Regions from separate parts of the Homo sapiens genome. Here region 2 is linked to region 1. A link is a contact called in ENCODE Hi-C or POLR2A ChIA-PET data. All regions are on one chromosome and are shown on one strand. The core of a region is the stretch at or near the end of the contact, and the rest is flanking DNA. Distances in the headings are between cores, read along the strand shown.

Region 1 (6,136 bases), core at 3,012-5,511:
GATCCCTGGAGCCTAGGAGGTCAAGTCCAGCTTGGGCAACATAGCAAGACCCTGTCTCCAAAAGAAAAAACAAAACAGCAGCAGCAGCCTTCGTTGAGTCAGATTATCAGTAAAAACAATGAAGATTATTCTCTAATGAGGGAAGCAATATCAGCTGGGCGCTTATAATCCTGACACTTTGGGAGGCTGAGACAGGCAGATCACTTGAGCCCAGGAGTTCAAGCGTAGCCTGGCCAACATGGCAAAACCTCATCTCTACTATATATATATATATATATATATATATATATATATATATATATATATATATATATATATATATAGTATATAATGTGTGTGTGTGTGTGTGTGTGTGTGTGTGTGTGTATATAATGTATAATTACAAAAATTAGCCAGGCATGGTGGCACATGCAGAAAGGAGTAGGATAAATGTTCGTCTTAACACATGTGGTCTTAGGATAGATGGCTCTTGGGGGAGACCCTGGCACAGAGTTTGGTTTGGTTTCTGACTATTAAAATGAGCCAAAAGATGAGTCCATGCCTTAGGCAGGAGAGATGGCCACCTGCCCTAGGCTGGTGCTGTGTAAGGTATTTTCACACACACATCTCATTTCACTGTTCCTGTCATCTTGCAGGGAAGTAGTTTTCTTGTTTTACAGATGAAGGAAACTCAGAAAGGCAGTGTGTATTTCTCATAGTTAAACAGCAGTAGAGGGCGGAGTTGACCACAGGTGTATGTAGTTCCAAAGCTGGGGTTCTCTACATACAGCCCCTTGCTTTACTGTGCAGGGAATGAATGGCAAGCCTGCCCCTCAATCCCAGCAACCACTAACTGATGCCTGTGTCTTGCAGAACTGCTGGAACTGTGGCCGCAAAGCCAGCGAGACATGCAGTGGCTGCAATATCGCGCGATACTGTGGCTCTTTCTGCCAGCACAAGGACTGGGAGCGGCACCACCGCCTCTGTGGTCAGAACCTGCATGGCCAGAGCCCCCACGGCCAGGGCCGGCCGCTGCTTCCTGTAGGCAGGGGCTCCTCTGCCAGGTCCGCCGACTGCAGCGTGCCCAGCCCAGCCCTCGACAAGACCTCGGCAACCACATCGCGTTCCTCAACACCTGCTTCTGTGACAGCTATCGACACCAACGGACTCTGAGCCCCGGACTCTGCTTACCCTGATGGCTGCTCAGCACCACAGAGTGCTTGGGCTGAGGGACTGACTGTTGGAACCCGTGCATGTAGCTGCCGGGTCATCAGCAAGAAATGAATTGGAGGCAGGAAGAGTCCAAGCCTGAATAATAACACCCCACAGCCTCTCTGTGCACTTGCTGTCTGCGGAGCCAGTGTGCCATTCTCTGCACATGGGCAGCCAGCCTGAGCTGCCTCCTCCATGGCTTTCCTGGTTTGTTCCTCTCTCCACTGAAGCTGACTTAGCCGGCCCCTTTTCAGTGTAGACCACCAGCTCCCCTCCCCATCTCCTTGAGTCAGCAGACTGTCCAATGTGCTCAGCCAGGCTGGAGGCGGCAGGCGGCAGGCAGCAGGCTGTGGAGGAGGCCCCTCGGTCAGGGAGCGGCCTGCCTCACCCCTGAATAGCTCCTTCGGCCCCATCTCCATCCTCAGCAGATGACACTGATTGGCCTCACGGGGACTTGGGTAAGCAACAGGCGGCATTCAGGACTCTTCTCAACCCTGCTGTTCAGACTTGATAAGATCTCAGAGTCCACAGGAAAGAAGTCACTGTTGCAATAAAAGCACCCGTAGTAGCAAAAACATAAAACAAATAAAACTTCCCCCACATCACAGATGATTTTGGACAAGATTTTCCAACCTTGCTGGCTACTTTAGTTTGGGACCTGTTTTTTTTCTCATTTGATTTTGCTTGTGCAGAAAATAGTTTCCAGCACATGGATTGATCTGAGAGAGAATGAGGCTCAGTTGTGGATAGTCTGTTTTCTCTGAGCATGTTGGCCAACTAGTATCGTCAAATTATTGAGTGGATCATCTCTTGGAAATGCAGAACTTCTGCCACCACTTGGCTATTTGCACAGTCATCTTGTTCTGTGTCCTTTTATCTCTCAGACCACACACATCTGGAACGCTGTGGGCATCTTCTGCCCATGGGCTCCATTTGGCACCTGCTGAGCCACAGTTGTCCTGCTGGATGTGCTGTGCAGGTTGGTAGGACTTGCCCCCACTGTCAAGGCCTGGTCTCATCTGAAAAGCCCTCCTGGACCTCAAAGAATTCTTCAGACCTCATAGTTACAGGTCATTATATCTACTATGTTGATTTATCATCAGGCACACAACTTCTGTTTCCTTCTCTTGTGTTATCTGATAGCGTCCCTCCTTGAGCTCATCAGAAAGGTTTTATGAAATGTGAACCATTTTGGGAAAAGCTGATCAATTTTTCTTCCTAGCTTCCCATTTTCAAATGGGACATCACTCATATCCCTTTCAGAATGTTAGGAACTGCCTCCCACATTCTTCCCTGTCTTTTTGGGTTTTGTTTTTTGTTGTTGTGGTGGTTTTTTAACACAAAGTCTCACTCTGTTGCCCAGGCTGGAGTGCAGTGGCATGATCTTGGCTCACTGCAACCTCTGCCTTCCAGGTTCAAGCAATTCTCCTGCCTCAGCCTCCCGAGTAGCTGAGATTACAGGCGCCCACCACCACGCCCAGCTAATTTTTGTATTTTTAGTAGAGACAGGGTTTCACCATGTTGGCCAGGCTGATCTCGAACTCCTGACCTCAGGTGACCTGCCTTGGCCTCCCAAAGTGCAGGGATTACAAGCGTGAGCCACCATGCCCGGCCTGTCTTTTTGGTTTTGATGGGAGTCTGAGGACCCCGACCCCTCCTGCTCTCCATCTTTGAGCCTCTGGCATCCTCTCACACCCAGAAATCAGTTGGAGTAAGTTTAATTGGCCCTGCTCCAGCTGGCCTTTGAAGCACAAGTTTAAATCTCCACCTTCTGTGCACTGACCAGAGTCTAAAATAAAAGTTGTCAGTACCATAAAGGAAAAGGGATCCACACAGGTAGCCTTCTCCTTGGATACAGGTACATCTTACTGTAAGAATTTCAAGTCCTGGCTGGGCGCAGTGGCTCACTCCTGTAATCCCAGCACTTTGAGAGACCGAGGCAGGCAGATCACTTGAGGTCAGGAATTCAAGACCAACCTGGCCAACATGGTGAAACCCTGTCTCTAATAAAAAAAAAATAGAAAAATCAGCCGGGTGTGGTGGCACACACCTGTAATCCTAGCTACTCAGGAGGCTGAGGCAAGAGAATCTCTTGAACCTGTGAGCCAGAGGTTGCAGTGAGCCGAGATTCCACCACTGCACTCCAGCCTGGGCAACAGAGCAAAACTCTGTCTCAAAAAAAAAAAAAAAAAGGCAAAATTAAAGAATTTCAAGTCCCTAATTTACTCTAACCAAGCATTTTCAGTCTTACAAAGAAATCTAGTGCACGACACCTTTAAAATGCCTAGATTTCCATTGCCTAAAGTAAGGTGTGACCAGTGAAACAACAGCAGAGAATCATGTTCCTTTGCTGTGGAACACATAAGCCCCACAGTTTTCCAGTCAGCCTAATACATGGGTATCCCCCGACCCCATCTGCCTCCTTAAGCCACAGTCCTTGGTGGGGAACTCTAAGGGGGACGGAGTCAGTACCCCGGACAGGGCCACATTTGCATGAGACATGGCTGTCTCACAGGTCACAGAGCCATTACAACAGCTTACTAGTTTTTCATGGATTTGTTGGATTAACACCTTAAGCAGGTTTTTTATTGTTATTTTGTTTGTTTGTTTGTTTTGAGACGGGAGTTTCTCTCTTGTCTCCCAGGCTGGAGTGCAATCGCGCAATCTCGGCTCACGGTAACCTCTGCCTCCCAGGTTCAAGCGAGTCTCCTGCCTCAGCCTTCTGAGTAGCTGGGATTACAGGCATGCGCCACCACGCCCAACTAATTTTGTATTTTTAGTAGAGACGGGGTTTCTCCTTGTTGGTCAGGCTGGTCTCAAACCCCGGACCTCAGGTGATCCCCCCACCTTGGCCTCCCAAAGTGCCAGGATTACAGGCATGAGCCACTGTGTCCGGTCTTGAGCAGGTTTTTAAAATCTCCAGTGGCCATAAAACTAGCCAGGGTAGCTCATGCTTTTACTGGTTGGAATAAGGAGCCAAAACCAACAAAATAATATTTATTAGGGCTCGATGCCCATTTCTGTGGCTAAGGCTTAGGTTTGGTGTGCAGAGCCTGGCCTGCTCTTGTGGGCTGTGGTTGCTGTGACAGTTTCGTTTTCTGAATCTTTGTAATGCTCTTCCACCCTGCTCGTGCTGCCCAGAGGCTGATCTGCAAACCTGGGCAGTATTCCACACTGAAGCTCAGTTTGCAAACCTTCTGCTGTGTTAATTCTGGTCAGTTTCACACAGAAGTCACGAGGGCCTCTGCCCAGGACCTTCTATTCACATTTCAAGAATCCCTTTCTGAAATTCTCCAACTCTCTGGTCAGGAGGAGGAGCACCATTGGGGCGGGGTAGGCAGCTAGAGGCGCAGGAGCGAATCCAGGTTCCTTGCGTGGTTCCCAGCCTCTGCTGACAGCACCTCAGCTACCAGGTGGGGAGTGGAAATTCAGCCTGCTTAGAGGACTGACCTCTACAGTTCATATTTGCAGTGACATAAAAGGCAAAGAGGAGCTGGCATGGTGGTACAGAAGGTATCAGTCAAGCGCAGGCTCTTCAGAAACCTAGAAACTAAAAAGAGATGCAACATGTGACTGGCCATCAGCCAGACATGTCTAGGGTGAGACCAGTGCTCAGCACCACCCGCCAAGGAACACTGATGAGTTGTGGGACATTATGGTCGGCCAAGTGAGGAATGATTGCAGGGACCAGAGAAGACCAAAGATGCCAGATGTCCCCAGAGTTTCTTGAGGGCTGGGTTTCACGTCTTTGCTTGTCCTTTTTGTCCCCACTTGCCTGCACCGTGCCTGACTCATCCAGTGGGGAAGGTGACTCAAGAAGTTGTTTAAGCCTAGGCCTAGGCAGTCCACTTCGGGAGGTGGGGGCACTCCACACTGGGGGGCCCTGCAGCTCCAGGGCTGGTGCTCTAGCAGATCCGCTCAGGCACGGTTGGGTGACCGTGGGGTCACCGATTGCGTAGATTATTTCTAGGGCAGTGCTGGGTTAGAAATGTCTGTCTGGAAACAGGACACATCTTGCCACCACAAGTCCACACCTGGCCTTGGCTGCTGCCCGCTCTCTGCAGCGTGGATTTCCTTTGCCCATTTGGGCCAGAAGGTCACCAGGAGTTCATCACTGCTTAGTGTCAACTTGACATCTTCAGCTTCCAGACAGAAAACCCATGCTTTACTTTGTACAGCCCTGTCCCAGAGTTAGTAAGCCTCGGCTTGTCACCTGCTTGCAAAGGGTATAGACATCATTCTGGGTAGTTCTAGAGGATATCGCAACAAGTGCGTTTGAAGGTTCAGCACAGCTGGAATTGTACGGTAGTGAGCTCTTCAAAATGAAAACAGAATGACCGGATGGCCATCTGTCCTGGAAACTGTAGAATTGAATAAATCACTGAAAATAGAACACTTCTTGGAGGCTTTCTTCAGAACTGAACTAGAAACAAGGTTTCCAGGCTCCCAGGTCAGTAGACCAAACCAACTTCCTTAGATTTTTTTTTTTAAGCTGTTTGCAGAAAACTGGGTGGTAGCGTGTCTGAACCAAACGGAAGAATAGCCAGCGGAGCATGGACTGTTCCAGCACGGGCCAGATGGCCAGCTGTCGAGAGCAGCCCTGCCCAGATTGCGGTGGGGGCTGTGCCAGCGGCTCCGCAGGGCCCTTCCAACTCTGGAGTGTCTGTAGTTCTTGTGAAACCAAAACGTTGACTACCTGCCTCTTTCCTCGGGCATCGACGTGCTCATTTCCAAAGATGATGGTGCAGGTGACCTTTTCCATCGTGAGCTAAGAGAAGGTTAGGAGGCCTGAGGGGCGGGCCTTGTGTCCCCTCCTCCCCCTCCACAGCCCCTGAGGTGGAGCTTCCCTCACAGACCCCATCTGGTCGAGCCTACGGCTGCCCAGTGTACACTCAGTGATGCTTATACCAAATAGGGCATGTGCGCTGGTGTCTGTTGGGGACAG
Region 2 (6,183 bases), core at 1,564-4,063, 73 kb after region 1:
GGGCGTAGTGGCGGGCGCCTGTAGTCCCAGCTACTTGGGAGGCTGAGGCAGGAGAATGGCGTGAACCCGGGAGGCGGAGCTTGCAGTGAGCCGAGATCGCGCCACTGCACTCCAGCCTGGGCGACAGAGCGAGACTCCGTCTCAAAAAAAAAAAAAAAAAAATTATTAAATATTTTAAATGTTACATAATTGTTACATAATTGCCTCTTTTTAAGATTCAAACCTCTTCCCCCACCCTTCCTTTCCCCTCCTCATTTAGGGATCTAGGAATGACGTGAACAAGACCATGTTTACTTTCATTGTTTTAACTATACTCAGATGAATAGTAGAAAGACAGTGGTATTTGGGCCAAAGCCCTGCCATGTTTTGCTATGTGAGCTTGGATAAATTAGTTAACCTCTCTGAACCTCCCTTTTCCCATCAACAAAAGGTATTCTCCATTTTACAGAATGGCTTTTGGCAGTTACGCACATATAAAAGTTCCTAGGTCAATCAATATTAGTGTCTCTTCTTTTCTTACTCTTCTTTATTGGACACCTCCACCCCTACCCCTATCCCTAAGTTCTCCAGGTACCCAACCCTGGTCTTACCAGGCTACAAGGTCTAAAAATCCTGACAGCCTCCTTGAGACAATGGTCATGAGCCACATACTATTGTCTCCCCAAATATACATGAATGTTCACTGCAGGCTTGTTTGAAAAAACAAAAGACTGGAATCAAACCTGTGTCCAAGGCTGGGTGTGGTGGCTCACGCCTGTAATCCCAGCACAATGGGAGGCCGAGACAGGCCGATCACGAGGTCAGGAGATCGAGCCCATCCTGGCTAACACGGTGAAACCCTGTCTCTACTAAAAATACAAAAAAATTAGCCGGGCGTGGTGGTGGGTGCCTGTAGTCCCAGCTACTCAGGAGGCTGAGGCAGGAGAATGGTGTGAACCTGGGAGACGGAGCTTGCAGTGAGCCGAGATTGCGCCACTGCACTCCAGCCTGGGCAACAGAGCGACACTCCATCTCAAAAAAAAAAAAAAAAAAAAAAAAAAAAAACTTGGCAAAAGGGTTACTGATGTTATCTCAGGGCACATCAAGGATATGCCCTTGGCCAGACCCAGTGGGAACCAGTTCTACCTGACTCTTGAGTGTCCATGGGAGCCAAGAGCCTGGCACTGGTGCCAGGCATCCTTGGGTTTGAATCCCGGCTCCAACCGTGACCAAGTGCTGTGGCCACGAGCAATGGGTCTACCTCTGAGCTACAGCCTTTTCATCTGGAAAATGGGGACAATGGCAATTCTGATCTTGCACACTTATTCATTCATTCAATAAATATTTCAGAAACTACTAAATACCAGGTGCTAGTAATACACCAAGGAACAAAATAGATAAAGTTATGGCCTCATGAAACTTTCTTTTTTTTCCTTTTGAGATGGAGTTTCACTCTGTCACCCAGGCTGGAGTGCAGTGGCACAATCTCAGCTCACTGCAACCTCCACCTCCTGGGTTCAAGCGGTTCTCCTGCCTCAGCCTCCCATGTAGCCGGGACTACAGGCATGTGACACTACACCCGGCTAATTTTTGTATTTTTGGTAGAAACGGGGTTTTGCCATGTTGGCCAGGCTAGTCTCGAACTCCTGACCTCAGATAATCCGCCTGCCTCGGCCTCCCAAAGTGCTAGGATTACAGGTGTGAGCCACCGTGGCCAGCCTGTGCTAAGCATTTCACACATATTGACTCAATCCTGATAGTATAAGTACTAGTACCATGCCCATTTTACAGATATTGAGGCTTAGAGAGGCTAAATGACTTCCTCCAGATCACACGGGTAGGTGGGGCCAGGGTTCAAGCCAAGGCATCCACATCCTTCCCACCATCCCACGTTGCCACTAGGATGCCAATTCTGGGGGACACAAACCACTTTCTCTGGTTTGTTCTCTGCTTTGTCCCCGGTTCTGGCACTGTAGGCCCTCAATAAATGGTGGCTGTTATGCACTAGGTTTAAAGGAGACTGAGCTCCCCTCTAGGCACCAGCCAGGGCAATGACCCCAAGACCTCTCTTGCAGGTAAGATGCCAGGATAGTTGCAGCTTCTTTTACATTCATTGTCACGTCCCAGGAGCCCCCTGAGCCGAACGGGACTTAGCGCTGGAGTCCTACAGGTGAGAAGTGAGAAGCAGGATGCAAGCCCATGGGCAAGCTTCATGGGGACAGAATAGACAGGAGGCATCCGCCTGCCAGCTAGAGGCCAGAGTCCAGTTCCCCATTGTGCAGATGGGGCCGTTGAGGCCCAAAGGCACACAGAGAGGTGAGGTGAACTGAACCCAAATGAGGGGATACAGAAGCTGGCATGGGAGGAGTCAAAGCAAGAGGGCCAGGCTGCAAAGGTTGGAAGACCCAGAAAATGTGCAGTGGGAGCCCCAGTTCAGAGCTGGGAAGGCGCGCAAGCCAAAATCCAGCTCCCATTGCACAGATGGTGACCTCCGAGACTTAGAGACACACGAGGACTGCTCCAGGGCAAACAGCACCGCGGCATCGGACTTCGAACTCGCGCCTCTGACCCCAGGCAGGACATCCCTCAGCCCCAGCCCGGCCCGACGGCCCCACTCACACAGCCCCGTTCCGGAAGCCCTTAAGCACGGCCAACGCAGCGTGGTAGCGGCGCTTGCGCAGCAGTGCGTTGACGACTACGAGCAGAGCCCTTAGCTGCGGCGGGGCTGCCATAGTGCGGGCTGCGCGCAGGGTCGGGGTTAGGAACTGTAAGCGCACTGACAGCCGGAGGTTCCAGCTGCGCGCCCACAGCCCCTCGGTAGCGCCGCCGACTCGTGGCGTCTATAGGCTGTTTCTGCGTCACTCATGCATGGAAGACCAATCAGAGAGCGTACTTGTCTCATGGGACAATAGCACTCATCGAAATAGTTGTCTGACTGGAAGAGAAAGGAAAGCTTGTAGCCAATCACAGTGGGCTCCGCCCAAGGTCACACACGATTTGTCCAATCAGAAGGCACTTTCCCTTGGGCCATGTTGGGTTCACGAGTGGGTTTGGAAGGAGGCGTGTACTTGGAAGGAGGGCTCCTGAATGAGGAGTGGCCCTGCTTAGAGATGGGATGGGCGACAGGTGATGATACAGGGAGGAGCAGGGCCCCATCTTTATGCGAGATAGTTCTGACTGGGATATCCTTTACCATAGCGATCTTCCCAGAGTGTCAGTCACATGGCCCCTCAATGGCTTCCATGTACGTATGTATGTTTTGAGATGCAGCCTCGCTCTGTCACCCAGGCTGGAGTGCAGTGGCGCGATCTCGGCTCACTGCAACCTCCACCCCCCAGGGTTCAAGCAGTTCTCCTGCCTCAGCCTCCTGAGTAGCTGGGACTACAGGCACCCACCACCATGCCTGGCAAATTTTTTTGTATTTTTAGTAGAGACGGGGTTTCACCATGTTGGCCAGGCTGCTCTCCTGACCTCAGGTGATCCACCTGCCTCGGCCTTCCAAAGTGCTGGGATTACAGGCGTGAACCCAGCCGGCGTCCACTTATTCTTAGAATCCAAACTCCTCCCCAAGGCCCAAGAGAGAAGACCTCCTGTGATCTGGTCCGTGCCTCTCCCTCTGACCCCACGTTCCAGCACTTGCCACCTCACTGCTTCCCAGCCAAACAGCCTCCTTTCTGTTCCTTGGGCCAAGAACCCTTCTACCTCAGGGCCTTTGCACTTGCTGGTTCCCTGCTTGATATTCGCCATCCTGGGCTCTTCCCATGATGGGCTTCTTCTCATCCTTCAGGTTTCAGCTCAAATGCCACTTCATCAGAGAGACTTTCTGAGACATCCAATTTGAAGTAGCACTGTCCACTCTGACTCATTACCCTGGCTCTTTTTTTTTTTTTTTTTTTTTTAGACTGAGTCTCGGATCTATCACCCAGGCTGGAGCGCAGTAGTGTGATCTCAGCTCACTTCAACTTCTGCCTCCCAGGTTCAAGGGATTCTTCTGCCTCAGCCTCCTGAGGAGCTAGGACTACAGGTGCATGCCACCACGCCCGGCTAATTTTTGTATTTTTAGTAAAGACGGGGTTTCACCATATTGGCCAGGCTAGTCCAAACTCCCGACCTTGTGATCCGCCCGCCTCGGCCTCCCAAAGTGCTGGAATTACAAATGTGAGCCATCGTGCCCGGCCACCCTGGTTCTTATGTGTTTTTTTTTTTTATAGAACTTTTGACACTTTAGACTTGTTTACTATGTGTTCATTGTCCATTGCCCTTATCAAACTGTAAATTCTATGAAGGAAGAAATCTTATTTGTCTTGTTTTCTGCTGTAACCCCAACACTAGGCACATGGTGGGTACTCAACACTTGCTTGTTTAAGCAACACATAGTTTTGGGTTGTCATCTCTGAGAGCATTGATGGGTGACATTAACATATGATGTCACTATGTGGAGTTGTCACTGAATAACAGCTACACACTGAGTGGTGGCTGTGACTTGTGAGGGTGTCCCCTGGTACTTGGGCCATATGGTATTTACCAGTGATGTTATTTGCTCAGTGTCAGGGGACAATTTCAGAGGTCAATGAAGGAGGGAGTTGTGCTGGGCCTATTTTGTCACTGAAACTGGGTTGTCCGGGATTTTTCTTTTGTGATGGTAGGCTACTTTATTCAGTTCATCCTTCCTCTGAAGATAATGACTATGTTAGATAATATATTAAAATATCCTCTTAAAAACACTGAAGTTCCTTGGCTGGGCACAGTGGCTCATGCCTGTAATCCCAGCACTTTGGGAAGCCGAGGCGGGCGGATCACTTGAAGCCAGGAGTTCGAGACCACCCCTGACCAACATGGTGAAACCCCGTCTCTAAAAAATTAAAAAACAAAAACAAAAACAAAAAAACACTGAAGCTCTGCCAGGTGCGGTAGGTAGCTCACGCCTGTAATCCCGGCACTTTGGGAAGCCAAGGTGGGTGGATCTCTTGAGCCCAGGAGTTCAAGACCAGCCTGGGCAACATGGCGAAAACCCATCTCTACTAAAAATACAAAAATTAGCCAGGCCTGGTGGCACACACCTGTAGTCCCAACTACAGGTGCGGGAGGATCACCTGAGCCTGGAGAGGTCAACACTGCGGTGAGCGGTGATCACGCCACTGGACTCCAGCCTGGGTGACTGAGACCCTGTGTCAAACTGAAGTGCTTAAAAGTATGAGGAATGTGGCCGGGCACGGTGGCTCACGCCTTTAATCCCAGCACTTTGGGAGGGTGAGGTGGGTGGGTCACCTGGGGTCGGAGTTCGAGACGAGCCTGACCAACACAGAGAAATCCTGTCTCTACTAAAAATACAAAATTAGCCGGGCGTGGTGGCACGTGCCTGTAATCCCAGCTACTCAGGAGGCTGAAGCAGGAGAATCGCTTGAACCCGGGAGGCAGAGGTTGCAGTAAGCTGAGATCGCGCCGCTGCACTCCAGCCTGGGCAACCAGAGCGAAAGTCCATCTTTTTTTTTTTTTTTTTTGAGACGGAGTCTCGCTCTGTCGCCCAAGCTGGAATGCAGTGGTGCGATCTTGGCTCACTGCAAGCTCCACCTCCCGGGTTCACGCCATTCTCCTGCCTCAGCCTCCCGAGCAGCTGGGACTACAGGTGCCCACCACCACGCTGGGCTAATTTTTTGTATTTTTAGTAGAGATGGGGTTTCATCATGTTAGCCAGGATGGTCTCGATCTCCTGACCTCGTGATCCGCCCGCCTCCGCCTCCCAAAGTGCTGGGATTATAGGCGTGAGCCACCGCGCCCGGCCCGAAAGTCCATCTTAAAAAAAAAAAAAAAAGTATGAGGAATGCTCAGGCCAATTATGGAGTGAAAGCTGGTAACCAGATGCTTAACGGGAAGATTGGGATATTGGAGCACCAAGGCTACTTATGACATGAGGGCGTTTACCAATATTAAACCTGCAAGTTTCAGCTTGTCAACCACACAGGGCAAGAGGGACACAAGTGAAAATCTAGGGCCTCCCCAGGTGGGGAGCCATATAGCAGATCTCCTCACATTAAGCTGAGCCCCAAAGGGTGTTGCCCTCAAGTCTAATGTGAAATGAATCCACTGCACAACCCACACCACCAGCCCCTAGGAACTACAGAAAAGGCTGCCTTGGTGCTAAGCAGAACAGCTGAAGGAGAAGGAAAGAGGAATTTTTTTTTTAAAGCTCTTCCTTAGGAAGTT

Evidence for each region. A loop is a pair of places that touch in the nucleus more often than their neighbours do. ChIA-PET counts read pairs that join two places held with the same protein, here RNA polymerase II (POLR2A). Pooled maps may share reads with other maps.
Region 2: a pooled map shows a loop between it and region 1 (2.3-fold over the local background). The contact joins the promoter of PXMP4 here to the enhancer-like site in region 1. A Hi-C loop is called at or near these places in 1 of 168 maps with a recorded cell type or tissue (breast epithelium) and 8 of 50 pooled maps. POLR2A ChIA-PET finds 5 or more read pairs at or near these places in 6 of 52 experiments (Caco-2, MCF 10A, OCI-LY7 and 3 more).

What each region holds. Positions count from the first base shown.
Region 1 is chr20:33,643,495-33,649,630 of GRCh38, forward strand. It overlaps CBFA2T2 (CBFA2/RUNX1 partner transcriptional co-repressor 2), which reads left to right. Exons shown (of 11, transcript NM_001032999.3): 11 at 853-6,136. The coding sequence ends at 1,152. Among named protein-coding and RNA genes, the nearest start is that of C20orf144, 16 kb to the right of the region's middle. Within about 2 kb of position 4,262, at least 8 of the 41 ENCODE cell types and tissues checked have a DNase peak (open chromatin) inside an H3K27ac peak, as active enhancers do.
Region 2 is chr20:33,717,497-33,723,679 of GRCh38, forward strand. PXMP4 (peroxisomal membrane protein 4) reads right to left here and starts at 2,814. Exons shown (of 4, transcript NM_007238.5): 1 at 2,599-2,814. The coding sequence starts at 2,711. RefSeq lists an enhancer at 2,361-2,410.